2 separate regions of the Mus musculus genome follow, and region 2 is linked to region 1. Evidence: chromatin loops called from intact Hi-C (ENCODE). Cell type or tissue: gastrocnemius. All regions are shown on one strand.

Evidence for each region. A loop is a pair of places that touch in the nucleus more often than their neighbours do. Peaks named below come from ENCODE experiments on the same cell type or tissue, not always from the same donor. Only the 100,000 strongest peaks of a DNase experiment are listed, where the experiment ranks them.
Region 2: it touches region 1 in a loop (3-fold over the local background); 1 of 42 quality-filtered maps calls a loop at or near these places.

The regions. Positions count from the first base shown.
Region 1 is chr13:56,426,305-56,434,304 of GRCm38, reverse strand. Gm3045 (predicted gene 3045) reads right to left here and starts at 7,719. Exons shown (of 5, transcript NR_165659.1): 1 at 7,566-7,719; 2 at 5,121-5,267; 3 at 4,818-4,946; 4 at 3,759-4,106; 5 at 37-1,335. In gastrocnemius, CTCF peaks have their summits at 629 (motif pointing right) and 4,966 (motif pointing right); DNase peaks (open chromatin) are centred at 1,582, 3,875, 4,979, 7,757 and 2 more places.
Region 2 is chr13:56,164,024-56,172,023 of GRCm38, reverse strand. It overlaps Gm31657 (a long non-coding RNA gene), which reads right to left and starts at 5,424. Exons shown (of 8, transcript XR_382472.1): 1 at 5,398-5,424; 2 at 1,097-1,194. It also overlaps the pseudogene Gm25148. In gastrocnemius, a CTCF peak has its summit at 4,401 (motif pointing left); DNase peaks (open chromatin) are centred at 6,290 and 6,850; H3K4me3 peaks cover 246 bases.

The DNA.
Region 1 (8,000 bases):
GAGGTGCCCTAAACAGAGAGACCATGGGGCAATGACTAAAGGGCCAGCCACTTTATGTCAGAGGGAGTCCTAATCATGGCAGAGCTAAGGAGGTCCCCAGGCGCCTTTCCCAGAGTCCCACAGAATCCTGGCTTCTTTTCAGCCTCCAGGCTTTTGTGCTGATCACTAGACCCCTTCCCCCACCAACAGAAAGACATTTGACTGATGCCTGTGACAGGCCCCACATGTGCTTTGGGCCTGTATTGTTCTTGTGCAGGCTGTGGGAGGTAACTGGAGGGAGAAAAGGGCCACACTGACTTCAGGTTTGCTCTGTGAGCTTGTCATTGGGAACAGGGTTCCTTCCGCAAAGACAGTTCCCTGGGCTCTGCCCAGAGAATGCTCAGATGATTTTCAGTCTGTCGTCCACCCGGTGAGACTTCGGGAGCTGCGTGATAGCATGTGGCTGGGGAGTGAGGGTGGATTGGCCGTTTGAGGACTCTGGCTGCCAGGTCGCTGCACCAGGGTTGAGAGGCTGCTGCAGCTGGTGGCTGGTGGTGTCGCTCTTTATAAGTAAGGTAGGTGTGGTGCCTTCTTAGGCAGTGTCTGAACAATCAAACTGTAGATCTCAGGGAAGCCAGCTGTCCTGACAAGATGCGCCAGGAGGGGGCGCTGCTGCACAGCACTCGGGGCCTCCAGGACAGCGAGGTTGCCAGAATGGAGGGGTTTCCTGCCACGGGCTGGTAAGGAGCTGGGGTCTGCATTAAAAAGGTCCAGCAAGAAGTCTGAGGATGCCAGCGAGGCTGCGGGGGCCAGGGAGGACTCTCTGAGAGTGCCAGAGGAGCCACTGAGAGTCTTCTTGGGAGTTGTAGACTGGAGGAAAAACAAAAAACAAAAACAAACAACAAACCTTACTTCAGGATCACTTGCAGCTTGTAAGTAACCAGGCTCCCATCTTGCGGGTGGGCAGTCAGCTCTGCCAGGCTACACCAGGCTTTCAGGCGGGAGGTCAAATAAATTCGCTAATGTCACTCAGTGGTGATGATTGTGAGACTCGTGGGCGGCTCCACTCCAAGCCCCAAATGCTCCTTCAGGCCAGGACTCAAGAAGGGAAGTGACTTTCCTGAAGGCCCACAATCCCCACCCCGCTGCATAAATGCCCGGGTTTCTCTGCCTCAGCTTCTTTATCATCGATAAAACAGAATTAGCATGCCAACTGCGTCACACCCAAAACGCCAGTGCACGGTGCTGGAGCTCCTGTGTTTTCTTCTGTACCAGGTTCTGAGGGCCAAGGACTGCCTGACTCCTCTCCGACTTTCTCCTCAGTTGATGGACACAAGTGGGAACAAGCTGGGAGATCTGAAAGTGAAGGGTACCTGTGTAAAAGGCTGACAAGGGCCACCGCTGCTGGAAACCTCACTGGGAAGCCAAGAGAAGTATGTAGGGGCATAAACGGGAGGTAGCTGGGTCACATGGCTGTCCTCCATGTGCTGGAGACCTAGCTGCAGGCTCGCCCATGGAAATCCGAAGAGCAGAGGCTAGCAGTGTTCAGAAAGGAAATCTAAGGGCAGATGGGCAAGCTGTGGGGAGAGGCCATAGCAAGTGGGAAGATGGCGCGGAGCCACGGTACGCCTGCGCAGTGGCCTGGGAGCGGGGGGGGGGGGGGGGGGGGTGATCAGCAGTCCTTTGCTCCCTGGTGGGGCAGGATACTGATGGGCTGGAGCCCTGACTCCGGAGGACCTTGGGTTGCAGAGCCAGGAACTGAGATGGTCACGTGGAAGGTGGCATTTACAGGTCGGTGGCATCTATAGGCCAGTGGCAGTCTTCAGGGAGGATGGTTGCTGCTGGGAGTGGACAATTACATCACCCACACAAGAATACAGGCTCCTCTGAAAACAGTGTTTGCGTTCAGGAGACCTGGTAGATCTACCACCTCAGTTGACCCTCACCCCAGGGCATACATATGTGTCAGCCAATAATCCCCAACCCCAACTATCCTCTGAGGGAAGCCTGGGGTCATAGGGCAAGATACAGAGAACTCACATTGTTTCAGATCAATGCCTGGGTCTGCCCACTTGCCACAAGACTTGGATGTGTCTGGTACTTCTGTATCCATTTACACACCTACTAACAAGGCCCAGAACTTGATCCTAGAGTTTATCCTACACCCCCAGACATTTTACCTCTCTCTCTCTCTCTCTCTCTCTCTCTCTCTCTCTCTCTCTCTTTGAGCTAGAGTCTAGCTAAGTTGTAAAGAATAAGGTGCACGCCTTTAATCCCAGCACCTGGGAGGCAGAGGCAGGCGGATTTCTGAGTTCGAGGCCAGCCTGGTCTACAAAGTGAGTTCCAGGACAGCCAGAGTTATACAGAGAAACCCTGTCTTGAAAAACAAAAACAAACAAACAAAAAAGTAACAATGTAACAATGACCTGCTTTTTCTGGCTGGCCTTCTAAATAGCTGAGAGTAAAGGCCTGTGCCACCAGTCCTACAGGATCCAATGTCCTCAGAGTCAAGTCTGAGGTCACTCTTGGCTTCGGAGCACACCTACTACCCACTGATTTCTGCCCCAGAGTCAGTATAATCACCACACAAATGTCCCATGTTGAAGAAGAACAAATTTCAAGAACTCCAAAATGTCTTCTGATCCCATAACAAGTGAGGTGGGGGAGGGTGGGGGTAAAGAATAAAATCCTAGGGCTGGTGAAAATGGCTCAGCGGTTAAGAGCACTGACTGCTCCTCCAGAGGTCATGAGTTCAAATTCCAGCAACCACATCGTGGCTTACAACCACTCACAATGAGAAACAAATAAAATCCTTAAGCAACATGGATTTTTTTTTTCCCCTACAAAATGCACCTCGGTTTTCCTAAGCAGCAAAATGGGTCCAGGGAGAAGAATTGGGAGAACCAGACTCAGAAGGGGCTCAGGTGCACACAGGGTGGGAAGAGGCAGGTGGAGAGTAAATGGGTCACACCAGAGCCTTGCTGGATCTCCTGGCTGTGCAGTCAGGCTCCAGCTCAGCTCCTCCTGGCCCATCAATCCCGCCATCCCTGTAGCCCCAACCATGGGCCTCTGCTAAGGCCAGTGTTCAGAATCAGGAGCCTGTCTGCACACCCCTCTGAACCTGTTTCTTAGTCTTAGAATGACATTTCCTCTAAAAGCCTGGCAAGGCAGGCTCCTGGCTCCTAATGACTGCTCAGTAGAAGGGAGGTGGGCCTGGTTCTGAAGCACCACACTCCAGGTGGGAAGGCACTCCAGCCTCATGATGACACTATCTACAAAGCCAGTGTGTACTGTGTACCTTCAGGCCGTCCAGGAAGCCCTGGCTCCCTGTGCCCAGGTTTGCAGCAAGCTACAGAAGCAACGATGGGATCCAAATGGGGACACAGTAGGAATCCCCCTGCAGCCACTTTAGTGATTACCCTGCCATCTCCCCACCCCCACACCCAGCTTCATGATGCATATTTCCCAACCTAGAAGAACAAGGTGGGGTAGATGGTGTAGGATGGTGAATTTATGGGTGTGGCACTGGGTGGCTGAATGTGGCACAGGCCTCTCCCTTCTGCTTCTTAATGAGAAAGGCAAGCCCAGACATGAGGAGGGAGATACCAGGGTAGAAGACTGCATCATCACCAGGCACTGGTGAAGGTGTGGAGAGAAGGGGAGAGATGGTTCTTTCTGTGGGCCTCTGTGGGAAAAGGAGGACCCTCCCCCCCATTGGTGGTCTCTCTCTCCACCCCCAGGAAGGAGGAACAATGAAGGTCTGAGGGCTAGGCACTCACTAGGCCAGCTGGGGTCCCAGGGCAGGTGGCCTGAGCTGTGGGGGGCCTCTGTTCCAGTTCCCCTTGTCCCTCGATGATCAGGAGGCACTGGAGTATGACTCCCCAGAAGTCCCCACTGCCTTCACTCCTGCGCCTTCCCAGGCTGGCAGCACCAGGTTGGGGGGGTCACTCCCATGAACTCCCCAGCACAGAGGAGGAAACCACAGGGCTGGCCCGTAGCCTCTCTTCGGGGCTCCTGTAGTATGGTACAAATCCTGAGGCCTCATGAGCATGGTGCCCTCGCAAGCAGCAGCAGCAGACTGGTGAGGGTGGAAACCCAGAGATTAGGTCTGGCCCTGCCAAGAGAGACTGGGTGAGGAGAAATAGGAAATAAGCAAGATTCAGGCCCAGATGCAAGATAGAATCTGGGCTACAACTCTACAGGGGTGATCAAGGAAGGGGACAGGACCTAGGCCAAGTTCTGTCAAGTGGGGAACCTTTGGTAATGTTGCTTCCTCATCCAGAGGCCGCTATGGGAACGTCTGATCCTGGCCTTTGAATGCAGTACTTATCTCTGCAGTCCCTAGACCCCATGCCTAGTGGAATGGTTGTTCACAAGATTAGAGGGCACAGGACTAGGTCAGAACCCAGGCTTGGCATCTGCCAGCTGGGTGACCTAGGCTAACCTAAGCCTTGTTCCTTTGATTTAGAAGGAGATGTGTCTCACTAGCCCTGTCTCATGGTCACGAGGATTAAATGAAATGTCACCCATCCAGTGTCTGGGTGTGAAATTTGTCTAACCAATTTCAAGAAGTAACCAGGTGTTTCTAGGGCCTCGGCTCTGGCTTCAGGGCTTTCCTTGAATTCTTGTGGGTCATTTTTCATCTACAGAGCCACTTTCCTGCAAAGGGGGGGGGTGGAGGCTGGTGTACAATTGGACGGTCCCTCCTAGTCTCTGTGCCTCTAGCTACTGAGTCATCAGGGACCTGGCCAGGGTCTCACTGGGCAAGGAGAGGTAGGTATCTGGAGCATTTCAGAGTTTTGGTGTTGCCAGCCCTCCTGTGGCCTCTTCAAACTCACAAGGCATCCATCTCTGGCTGTGACTTTGTGGCAGCCATCTTGTGTCTCACTTCCCGGAAAGGGGTCTCTGGAGCCCAGACACCAGCTGCAGCCTTGAGGGGTGGTGGTGGCACTGGCGAGGTGCTCTTCCTGGGAACGGTAGTACGGGAAGAAGCCACTGGGTGGCGCTGAGTCCTCGAGGAACAGGCTCCCTTGGCTGCTCCAGCCAGCTTCGTGCCCTGGGCCGGTTTCAGCCAGCTGGGCCAGCTCCTCCACAGCCAGGGGCTGCTCATATGTGCAGAAGGGCAGGTACTCTGAGCCCACCTTGGAGAGGCCGGGAGAGCCAAGTGGCTCCCTGTCCCGTAGACTGGTAGCCCGCAGTTGCTGGGACAGGTGTTCTGGGTCCTCCCCCAACAGGAGGCTCAGAGAGATCAAGGTGCCGGACTCGGCTTCTTGGCTCTTCTGCATTGTCTAAGAAGAGAAGACTCTATCGGCCAGTGCTGCCTGCCCCCTTCCTAGTCCTGTCTATATTTGAGAGGCTTAGAGAGCTCACACCTGACCAGGGTTCCCCTCTGGGAGAAGTCTAGCAGTGCTCCTAACGATACTACTAAACCCAGGCTCTCTAACCTCATCATACTCTTTACCCTGCTGGCTCTTCAGCAGATCCTGGGCCCACCCTCAGTCACACCTCTCTTGACCCTACCTGAGCATCTCTGGCCCTTGCCCCACAAGTGTTCCTAGTTTCCCTGACTGCAACCGATATTCCTTCTTTCTCTCAGAAATGCTTTTCTTCGCCTGCCTGCTTTCTCTGCCTATTCTGCACCTGGGGTGGTCATGCCCCTGACACTCTTCCAAGAAAAACATAAAACAAAGAACAAAAGAACCCAAGAAATTGTTCCTTATTCTAACCTCCTGATCTCTGACTCCCCTAACTCACTGTGTTGGGTGCACACAGGCCTTCACTTGGCCTTTCCTGAGCAGGTCCCGGTCACTCCCCGTTGTGCTTACCGGAACCCTCCCCTTTCCTGGGTGATAGCTGCATATGGTTCCTGGTCATAGTGGCTTTATTCCCGAGCTAGTCACATCACCTTATTCGCTGACCCCTTCCAACTGAGAACACTCGTTCTTTGATGCACCCTCTGCCATGAAGCACTTGTTTTGGTTTGGTTATCTTGTATCCCGCTAACTATAAATTTCATCTATCTAGTTGACTTCTGTTTCCATGGGATCTAGAAAAGCCCTGGTGCCCAAGCAGTCAACAAAGAGTGGAAGGAGGAGGGAGGGCAGAAAGTATGGAAGGAGGAAGATGTAAGAGACAAAGATGGGGCTGTAGACATGGCTCAGGGGGTTAGGAAGAGCACTGGCTGCTCTTCTGGAGGATCCAGAGTCAAGTCCCAGCACCCACATGGTGGCTCACGGCAATTTGTAACTCCATTTCTGGAAGGATCTGATGCCTTCTTCTGACCTCAAACATCAGGCAAGCATGTTAGTGGTGTAGACACACACATGCAGACAAAACACCCATACACATGAGAGGGGGAGGGAGGAAGGGAGGGAGGGAAGGAAGGAAGAAGGGGAGGGCGAGAATGAGAGAGTAAGAGAATGAGGATGCCCACAGACTTGCCCAGGCTTGGTTGGGCGAACAAGCCATGTCTGACGAAGAGGCAGAGAAGAGAAATGGGGGATTCCTTCTTGGCCAGAGGGAAATAGAGACTACGAGTCTCCATTTCCATCACTACCTATTTGGACCATATCCAAAGGCCTCAAGCTGCTCCAGCCTAGAGACCATGGGCTTCAGGAAAGATTATTATAGCCTGTCATCTGGATTTCCTGACTCGTCTAGGGGGTCTCAGCTCTTGAATCAGTGACAGCCCCTAAGTCTCTGAATGTCACCTAACTCCTGGAGAAGTCCTGGTCATGGACTGATAGTGCCAGGAAGGGAGGGAGGGACCAGAGCATACAGGTGACACTGAAGAATGGCCCCTGCTCTTAATCCTCAGAAAGTCCACGAGGATGGACTCGTCTCTCCTGCTGCCCGGTAATGGGGAAGCAGGCTGGGCGACTGTACCAGGGCTGAGCCCCATCTGTCCCTCTGAAGCCTGAGCTCTTTGCTGTACATATGTGAAGTACATGTTCCCTGTGAGAGACATCCCAGTCCTAAGCCCTGGCATGGTGACTACGCCCTTATTTGTATGATCTTGGCAGATGCAACCATGTCTAGATAAGTTTTACTGGGTTAGGGCATGCCTTAGATCTATGACTGAGAAACTTGGACACAGACACCCAGGGAGCATGCCATGGTGATGATCTCCTGTGGCGGAAAATGGAGTGACAACTTTTCCCCTGGAGTCCCAAGAAAGAACTAACTCTGTTGACACCTTGACATCAGGCATCAGGCCTCCAACACTGTGTGGAAATGAACCATTTAAACCCACCAAGATTGCAAGTTGGTTATGGCAACCCTAGGATCCTAACAGATATCAGAGGGCTGGATGGCTCACTGTTGAGTTAGAAGGCCTTGCTGGTACTTCCTATGGAAGCCCCCTATGGCGACTCACCCTATGCCTTATCCTTCCTGCCATTGAAGGGGGTGCCAACCAGGACTGACTGTTCTAGAGGGAAGGGCAGTCCATGCTTTTGTCTTGCCTCCTGGGGCCCTGACTCCTCTTTACCTGCTAGGCCTGGGTTGAAAGGGACCAGGTGTGACGGCTCCAACTCCCCAGAGGGCTTCAGAGGAGATGCCCCGCAGGCTCGGCTGTTCCCACTCACCTGCACTTGCCCCTTAGAATCCCAGCTGGAGCTAGCTGGAGCCCCAAGTGCTGACACTAAACCTAAAACTCAGCCTAGAGCTAGAAGGTCAACGTCTCTCCCCTGTGAGCCTCCTCCCTGCCTGCTCTTCACCAGGCAACCCCTCCTGCCTACTGAGAGAAGATTCCACCATGAAGTCACAAGGCCTGATGCCAGGCAAGAAAGCCAGATGGTTCTGTTGCCATGGAGACCTCTGCCCTACATCGAGCACCTGTGCTCCTCACCTGCCTTTTAATTCAGCTTAATCCAGATGGCCCCAAGAGAGCAGAGAAACAAAGACTGGAAACATCTGCAGTCAGACCAGCTCTTTTCTCTGGGGCCAGTGACTCACTAGAGGCCTGTGCCCAGAGACCACAGAGTGACCCACCCTGGGGTGGAGAAGGCAAAGGTTTGCAC
Region 2 (8,000 bases), 260 kb after region 1:
GGGCATTTATATGGTGACTGACTGTCATGGAGAAGGGGAGACAGCTCCCTCTCACCAGCTCTTTCAGCCTCCAATAAAGAGGGGCAAGGCCACAGGCATGCCCAGGCGACCCTGAGAAGGGCCCTTAGCTGTGGCTGTCAGGAGTCAGTTGGCTAGCCCGGAACCAGGCCAGTTACCTGACAAATATCCTTTCCCTGGCCCCCTTTCTCGAGCATGCACCAGCAATACCCACCTTGCTCTGCAAGCTTGCCAGCTATACACACCAGCCCTGCTTGAGACCATAGAGCACCAGGAGACCACCCTGCCAGAGATCTGGACAAGATAGTTCTTAACCTGAAGGAATACTTATTGCTACACAAAGAAGCAACAGTCAAATTTGCCAGCAGGGCAACAAGGGAGCACCACCAGGGCATTGAGGGAGCACCACCAAGGCACTGATGGAGCACCACCAGGGCACCCAGGGAGCAGTGGCTCCATAAATGTGGAAAGGAAGCCCTAGTTGAGGGGCTCAGTTTCAGTCCTCCTAGTGTCTGGTAGAGCTGAGGACACGGCCTGAGAATCATTTCTATAACTACCCACTGCACAACCAGGTTGCCATCCATCAAGAGGTGTCACAAGCAAGCAAGCAAGCAAGCAAGCCTCATTGAATGTACATCCTCTTCCCCCCACACCCCCAAACCAGCTGGGGCACCTGCCTCCTACTCCATCCACTGGCTCCTGCTTCCCCTGCTCCTGCCCACGGCCTCTGGGTTGTAGTCACTCTCCACTGCCCCAGGTCATCCATCTAGCCAAGACTTGGGGGGAGGAGTTAAGTCCTAGGAGGAGATGCTGATTTTAATGAACTTGGTTCACATTGCAAGACTGATTCCTCTTACCTTTAACGTGAACTCGCAGGCGGATTAAAGTGAAATAAAACCTACTATTTGAGTTACATTTCCAGCTTATTGGAAACATGCACTACCTCCCCGCGACTGGGCCGTGAGAAGGGAAGTTATTATCTTTCTTTAGAGTTTGTAAACGCTTTATGGCCGAGGCATTAAGCCTGCCGGGGTTGGGGGTGGGGGAAAACGGAGGGGGAAAAATTGTTCCTGCTTACCTTTGCTTTCCAATCGCTTACTCCGGTGGGAAAGAAGCAGCCCAAGTGAGCGACGGAGAGCCAGGTGAGCCGCAGCAGAGGAGTAGAATCATTTTCTTCTGTAAGGCATGTGAACCAAAAGGACATTAAAGTACCATTTGGCAAGGGAGCTTGTTCTGTCCTCCAGAGAGGCTGCAACTCAACCCCACCACAACCTCTCCCTGTTCTTCTGGTATTTATTTCCAGGAGAAAAATGGCCTCCATCCCCGAGAGAAACCCATCTTAGAGAGAGTCTTTGTGAAGGGCACGACTCTGGACATTTGGAAGCAAGGAGGAGCCAGAGAAAGGGCACACCCAGTCAGGATCGCATCCATGAGGGAACGAGGAACTCACCGTGTGGACCTGGCTCCAGAGAAACAGACGATCTCCCTCTCTCCTCCTAATCCCTCTGCGTACTATCAGCACAGAGAAGCCCCCATGCTCCAGACTTGGAGTCCAGCTTTCTGCCTCCTGGAAGGAGACCTGCCCAGGATGTTCGCTCTACCTTCTCTTAAAGCTATGGAGACGGGGGATGGGGGTAGGGGGTCTTCAAAAGCAGAGGTTACCCAAGAAGCCAGTGCTTAGCCAGGCCTGACATTTCTGGTTTTCTTTTCTGCAAGCTCAGATGTCATGATTGCTAGAAGTCTTCCAAAGAGTCGGTCTCAAACAGGGACACTGTTACATATCCTTGTTTAGAGGGTTTTAATCATCCAGGACCAAGTCAGGCAAACAAACCCAGTTTCAAGTATTAAACAACAACAACAAAAAGAATTTTAATTTGAGCGATTGGAGCCCAGCACGGGAGAACTGCTGAGAATCTAAACAGGAAGTGGAATTCGGAGATTAGCATATACAGACATGGCAACCACGGCTGGCTGCATCCCTGTAACTTCAGTGGCCACTGAGAGAAGGGGTATCAGGGAAACCAGGCTCTGTCCTGAACAACCAGGAAGGCCTTTTGTGGAAATGGAGGCCTCTGAGGGAGGAACGGCTGGTGGCCAGCTGGGGCCACAGGTGGCTCCTGAGTTGGCAAGAAGAGTTAGAGATGTCTGGGTTTCTCGCCTCTCATGATCCCACCACCTTCTAATAGACCTCCCTCTGGCAGAAGCATCGGGCAAAGCAACCTGAGACTGGGCTACCTGAAGGGTCTGAGTCCCTGCAGCACAGAGCAGAGAAAGGAGAGACACGTTAGACACGCAGGCAACCAAACTCCAACGCAAGCCCTGTGTGTTCTGTCTCAGTCTTCCTTAGCCTTGTTGAGGCCCTAGGATAGCTACCAAGTAGGGTGTGTGGGGGCAGTCATAGGGACCTCATTGCCAACCTCTCCCACCTAAGCACCTGTGGGCAAGCAGATGGTACAGCCTAGTAACACACAAAGAAAAGCCAGGTGTGGTCTGGCTTGGCTCTCATGCATTCTTATCTGGATGCTAAAGTGCCCTGCTTTGACGGCCTCCTTCTGGGGAGTCATGGCACAGAGCAGAGAGAGAGAGAGGTGTCCAAAGAAGACCAATACTCAAATCCTCACTGTTCTCCATTGATTCTAGAAGCTTCCATTACACATGCCACCTTCTCCTCACCTATAAAACGGGGATACTGTTAGTGCCTATCCCACCTCTGTGAAGATGTCGGGGGGGGGGGGAACCCAACATATAAAGCAACTTAGTGCATGGACAATGCATTAAGTGCCAACTATCTCGTTAGCCATCAGATCCTTCCAGAAAGACCCCTGACTGCTCCCACTGAGAACAGCCCTCTACCATCCAGCTCCACGTCAGTGCTGGGACCTTCAAATGGGACAGTTATCTGTGGCACATTAAGTCCTCATTTCCATAGGGGTCAGTATGATGTAGTCTGGTTGCTAGAACTTCTCACCAGAAGAACCCTATATGTGGCAGAAACGCTCTCAGACATGATTGACAGCTGCCTGGCTCTCAGTCGGTCTTCAGTAAGGCCCTGAAGGCAAGAGTGGGGTGAGCTATGAGGAAAAATTTGATTGGGTAAGAGCAGGCTTCTAGGGACCAAGCCCAGCAGACACTGGCTGAAGCCTTGATAAAGCTGTTGCTGGATGGCAGTTAAAAATGGAGTATGAAAGGCCAAGTGCTCAGGCTGTGGATAACGAACAGCTTCCCTCCTGAAGTAGTCACTGAGCCCAGGAGCCAGCGGCAGCCCCCAGCAGAACCTCACAGCACAATCCCTCATCTGCCAGCAGGGCTGTTTCCAGGCAGGGCTTGCCTCCCACCCTTCACCATTCAGAAACAGACACACAGCTCCTGGACTCCAAGATCTGCCCCAGGAGGACTGGCAGCAGCCTGGAGTCTGGAGGCTCAGAACCAACACTGGGCCTCATTACTGAGGATAACATGGCCCCCGTGGACACTCATTAGAGGCCTAGGCGGGAAGCTAACAGGGAAGGCTGCCATTCAGTTTTACATTCCACTTCTCCTGGGCCTGCAGAGTCTGTAGTTACCACATAGATTTTTGAGTTGAAACATCTCAAAGCTGCATCTGCTCAGGCTCCCCACCCCCACCCCCACCCCCACCCCCACCCCGACTCCGGCTCTCTCTCTCTCTCTCTCTCTCTCTCTCTCTCTCTCTCTCCAGGTCCCCCGCCTAAAAGTCTGGGTAACAGAAAACCACAGGGTAGTTACGAGCTGTGATTTTCTCTCCTCCTCAGCTAGAGGAAGAGAAAGCATTCCCAGCTGAGAATGAGGAGACCCTGTGAGGAGTGGGGGGGGGGGGAGGGCGGCGAGCCTACTGAGAAGCCAGCTTTGTGATATGGAAAAGTCAGGACACTGCCCCGGCCACTGGTTCCTCCTGATGACAGCTGCCCTCACTATGCTTCGGAGGAAGGGACCTCTAGGCTGCACACACGTCACTTCAGCAGCCTCCAGTCAGGGACAGCTCAACAGCTGTACCGCTCAACAACTGGCTCTCTCTGGTACAGAGCTCCCATGGCGGCATTTGCCAATTTCCATGGTGTGATTGTTCTCACTGTAGTCCGTTTTGAGAGCCCCATTACAAGGTGACATTATTGAATGACAGGGAAGAGACTCAGAGAAGTATGTGCCTTTCTCTCTCATTCTCTCTCTCTCCCTCTCTCTCTCCCTCTCTCTCTCTCTCTCTCTCTCTCTCTCTCTCTCTCTCTCTCTCTCTCCCTCCCTCCCTCCCTCCCTCTCTTTCTTCAGGGAATGTTAGGCTTCAGATGTTCATAGATCAGAACACTGAGCTTAGACACAGCCTCCCTCCTCTCTGCCACCTACTGGCACGCATGTGATACTGCAGCCATACCTACAAAAGCTCTAGGGGCAGGAGAACATACCTTTCTTTCCTTTCCTTTTTAAAAAAGACTTATTTATTTTTATTTATATGAGTACACTGTAGCTGTCCTCAGACACACACCAGAAGAGTTCATCGGGCCCCATTACAGATGGCTGTGAGCCACTATGTGTTTGGTGGGATTTGAACTTCAGGACCTCTGGAAGAGCAGTCAATGCTCTTAACCACTGAGCCATCTCTTCAGCCCCAGCACATATACCTTTCTATACTGGTTATTGCCACGTAGATGCAGTAGCCTCCTACACACCAAGAGCAGGGTAGCACCAGGCCGGTCACCCAGGCTGTCTGTGTAGAACTACTCAACAGCCCTTGTGGCATCACACCACCATCCTGTTAAAGCCAGAAAATGCCCACCCCCACCCTCCAGTGTGCACTGTTTCCCTCTCCCATGTCCTCCTTTCTCAGTGAGAGAGCTGCTGCTTCAATTCTAGGCAGGAGGCACCCCATTGCACCGGCTTCATCCCTTCCATACTCTCAAGAATACAGACACTAGGGCCAGAGAGGTTGCTCAGCAGTTAAAAGCACTTGCTGTTCTTGCAAAGGACACAGGTTGGATTCCCAGCACCAATAATCAGCTGGCTCATGAGTGCCTGTACCTACAGCTCCAGGGGATCCGATGCCCTTCTTCTAGCCTCTGTGGGCACTTAACACGCATGGTGCACATGTAAACAAGCAGGCACACATAAACAGATAAATAAAAACTAATTTAAAAGATATAGATACAACAAAGATGCTTAGGAAGCAATAACTTTTGATGGTTTGTTTTGAATTAAATATGGATTATTTAAGTAAGTTCATATAACTTTAATAATTCAACTAAAACTTTAGTGATTCTTGTAAATGGCTAAATGTAGTTTACTATTAAACTTGTATTAGTCAGGGTTCTCTAGAGTCACAGAACTTATGGTAGTCTCTATACAGTAAGAGAATTTGTTATGATGACTTACAGTCTATAGTCCAACTCCCCAACAATGGTCAGCTGTGAATGGAAGTCCAAGGATCTAGCAGTTGCTCAGTCCCACAAGGCAAGCAGGTAAAGGAACAAGAGCAAATCTTCCTTCTTCCAATGTCCTTATGTAGGTCTCCAGCAGAAGGTGTGGCCCAGATTAAAGATGTGTGCCACCACGCCTGGATCTGGAACTTGTTTTGTCCCAGGCTGACCTTGAATTCAGAGATCTCCTTGCCTTAGTCTCCTGGGATTCATAGCCACTATGTCCCAAGATCTCCATGCCAAGATCCAGATCAGAAACTTGTATCTCCCAGCCTCCAGATTAGGATCACAGGTGAACCCTCCAATTCTGGATTGTAGTTCATCCCAGATACAGTCAAGTTGACAACCAGGAATAGTCACTACATGGCTTAATTCTGTTTAGACTTCTATGATCTTTTAAAAACGTAGTTTGTTTTATATATATGAGTGTGTGGCTCATGTGTGAGTCTGTGCACAAGTGCACACCTAGTGGTCCTCTGGAACTCAAGTTTGGATGCTTGGGAGTGTGGGTGCTAGGAATTGAACGTGGGTCCTCAGTGAGAACAGCAAGTGCCGAGCCATCTCTGCAGCCTGACATCTCATCATCTTTAACAACCAACACTTAATAGAGAGCCTCAGCACCCTACTACATGGGACCAAGCATTCTAGTCCCTTGTCCTCAGGTACTGGGGAGCAAGAAAGCATAGTGAAAATGCCTTCAAGTGAAATTATTTTGCCATTGGAGAGCAAATTTGTTTATACGTTTCACCACAGAAATCGGAAGCAGCCTCTGGAGAAGGTGAAGCTGCGGCATGTTCTGGATGAGGAAGCGAAGGGCCAGAGAGCAGAAGTGTGCCGCTCGCACAGCTGGTCAGGTGCCAGCATCTGGCTTGTCCTCAGGCTTTGTTTGTCTCCTACTCCTCTGTCCATGTTTTCGATATAGGGCAGCCCACGGCCAGCTCTGAGCTTGCCTGGTGGAGCCCCATCGCACACACGCCTAGCAAGGGTGGCCTGTCATATTTCATAGCTGGAGACCGTATGCAAGGACTAGAATCAACCCTTTACTTAAAATGCAGCCAAGTAGAGAGCGGTAGATAAATGGCTATAATCATGTCTTTCCTAGGGCCTTTGCGTCTCAGAGCTTAAAGTAAGTGACAGGTTGTGAGGCACCTAGAGGGCACCTTCCTCCTCACAAGGTTGGAGAGAACAGGGTTCTCTGAGCCTCGTCTTCTGCCTCTGGAATACAGGATGTTGCTGTTTCTGGAAAATGGATCAGCAGGAACGAGGTACAAAGGACTTTAGCCTAGGCTCTCTGAGTTGGCTTCCTGGACACCAAGGGCAAGGTAGCATCTGTTGGTCACTCAGGCTGTCTATGCATAGCTACCCAGCAGCCCTTGAGGGGTGCCATGGCAACACCACCCTGCAGCTGTCAGTGTTGGGTTCTAGGACCCTGCTGAGCCAGGAAAGTGGCCCCTCCACAGCCTCTAGTGGGCACATGGTATCCTTCCCCAACCTCCTTGTCTCTCAGTGCCGCCACCGCTGCCGCCGCTTCAGCTTCTGGGCGGGAGGAACCCCCAATGCCCGGGCTACATCCCTTCCATTTTGTCTCTCCCTGTTTTCTGGCATACAGGTTTAGCATGCTTGGCTCTCTTAGACATCACGCTTTATGGCCATTCACAGTGCAATTTCGCCCCGTCCTGCCATTCAATTTGAATTAAATATCAAACAGATGTGAGTCATTTTTTTGTGTGCGCGCGCTCTTTTTAAAGAAAAAAAAAAGTTTAATATTAGGGAGCATGCCCTCCTGAGATCAGGAAAGCCATTCGGAGAAATAAGCCTGCTCAAATTAAAAAGGAATCGTATTGGGTTAGCTTGAGATGCTTTCAAGTGGTACCCTTCGAAGTGCTAAGGAGCAGTGTTTCCAGCAAGCTATAAAGCATCAGGAGAAAGCAGGGCAAGATATATGGCCTGGGGCTGATGGGGAAATTGAGCTCCAAAAGGGGGCAGCCCCACCTGGGAGGAAGCTCTGGGCCTGGAGATGAGATTTGCAGATGAGGTTGGGGGGAGGCCATCTTCCCCTGAGGCCCTAGGGAGGGCCTGTGCCTTGCAGCCTGTGTGGCCAGGCTGAGAAGGAAGGCAGAGGGGTCCTCCATGTGCTCAGAGACCCAGCCGGGCCTGGGCATCATGTCCTATGTTCACAGGTTTGTACCCCAAGGGCCCATCTCCCATAGTCAGCTGTTAAAGTCCAGACTGCCTTTCCAGACATGTTGCCGTTGTCCCTTGTCCATGTCACCACCTCTTGGATGGTGGGATCTCTGACCATTGACAGATCATTGGAAAGTGAGGAGAAAGTTACACCTCCTCTCTGCAGACAAGATCACAGATAAAGTTGCTCATAACCTCAGGGGCTACAGCCACTGCCCAACACAGCCTAACAGCATAGAGCATCTTTTCACTGACGTGTTCCACTTGCAGGGCTGGGGGCCCATCTGATGACGGCTTTTCCCATGAGTAGGAATGGCTGATCAGACTCCAAACAACTCCCCGAGATTCTTGGCAACAACCATACCTGCCTCTCCA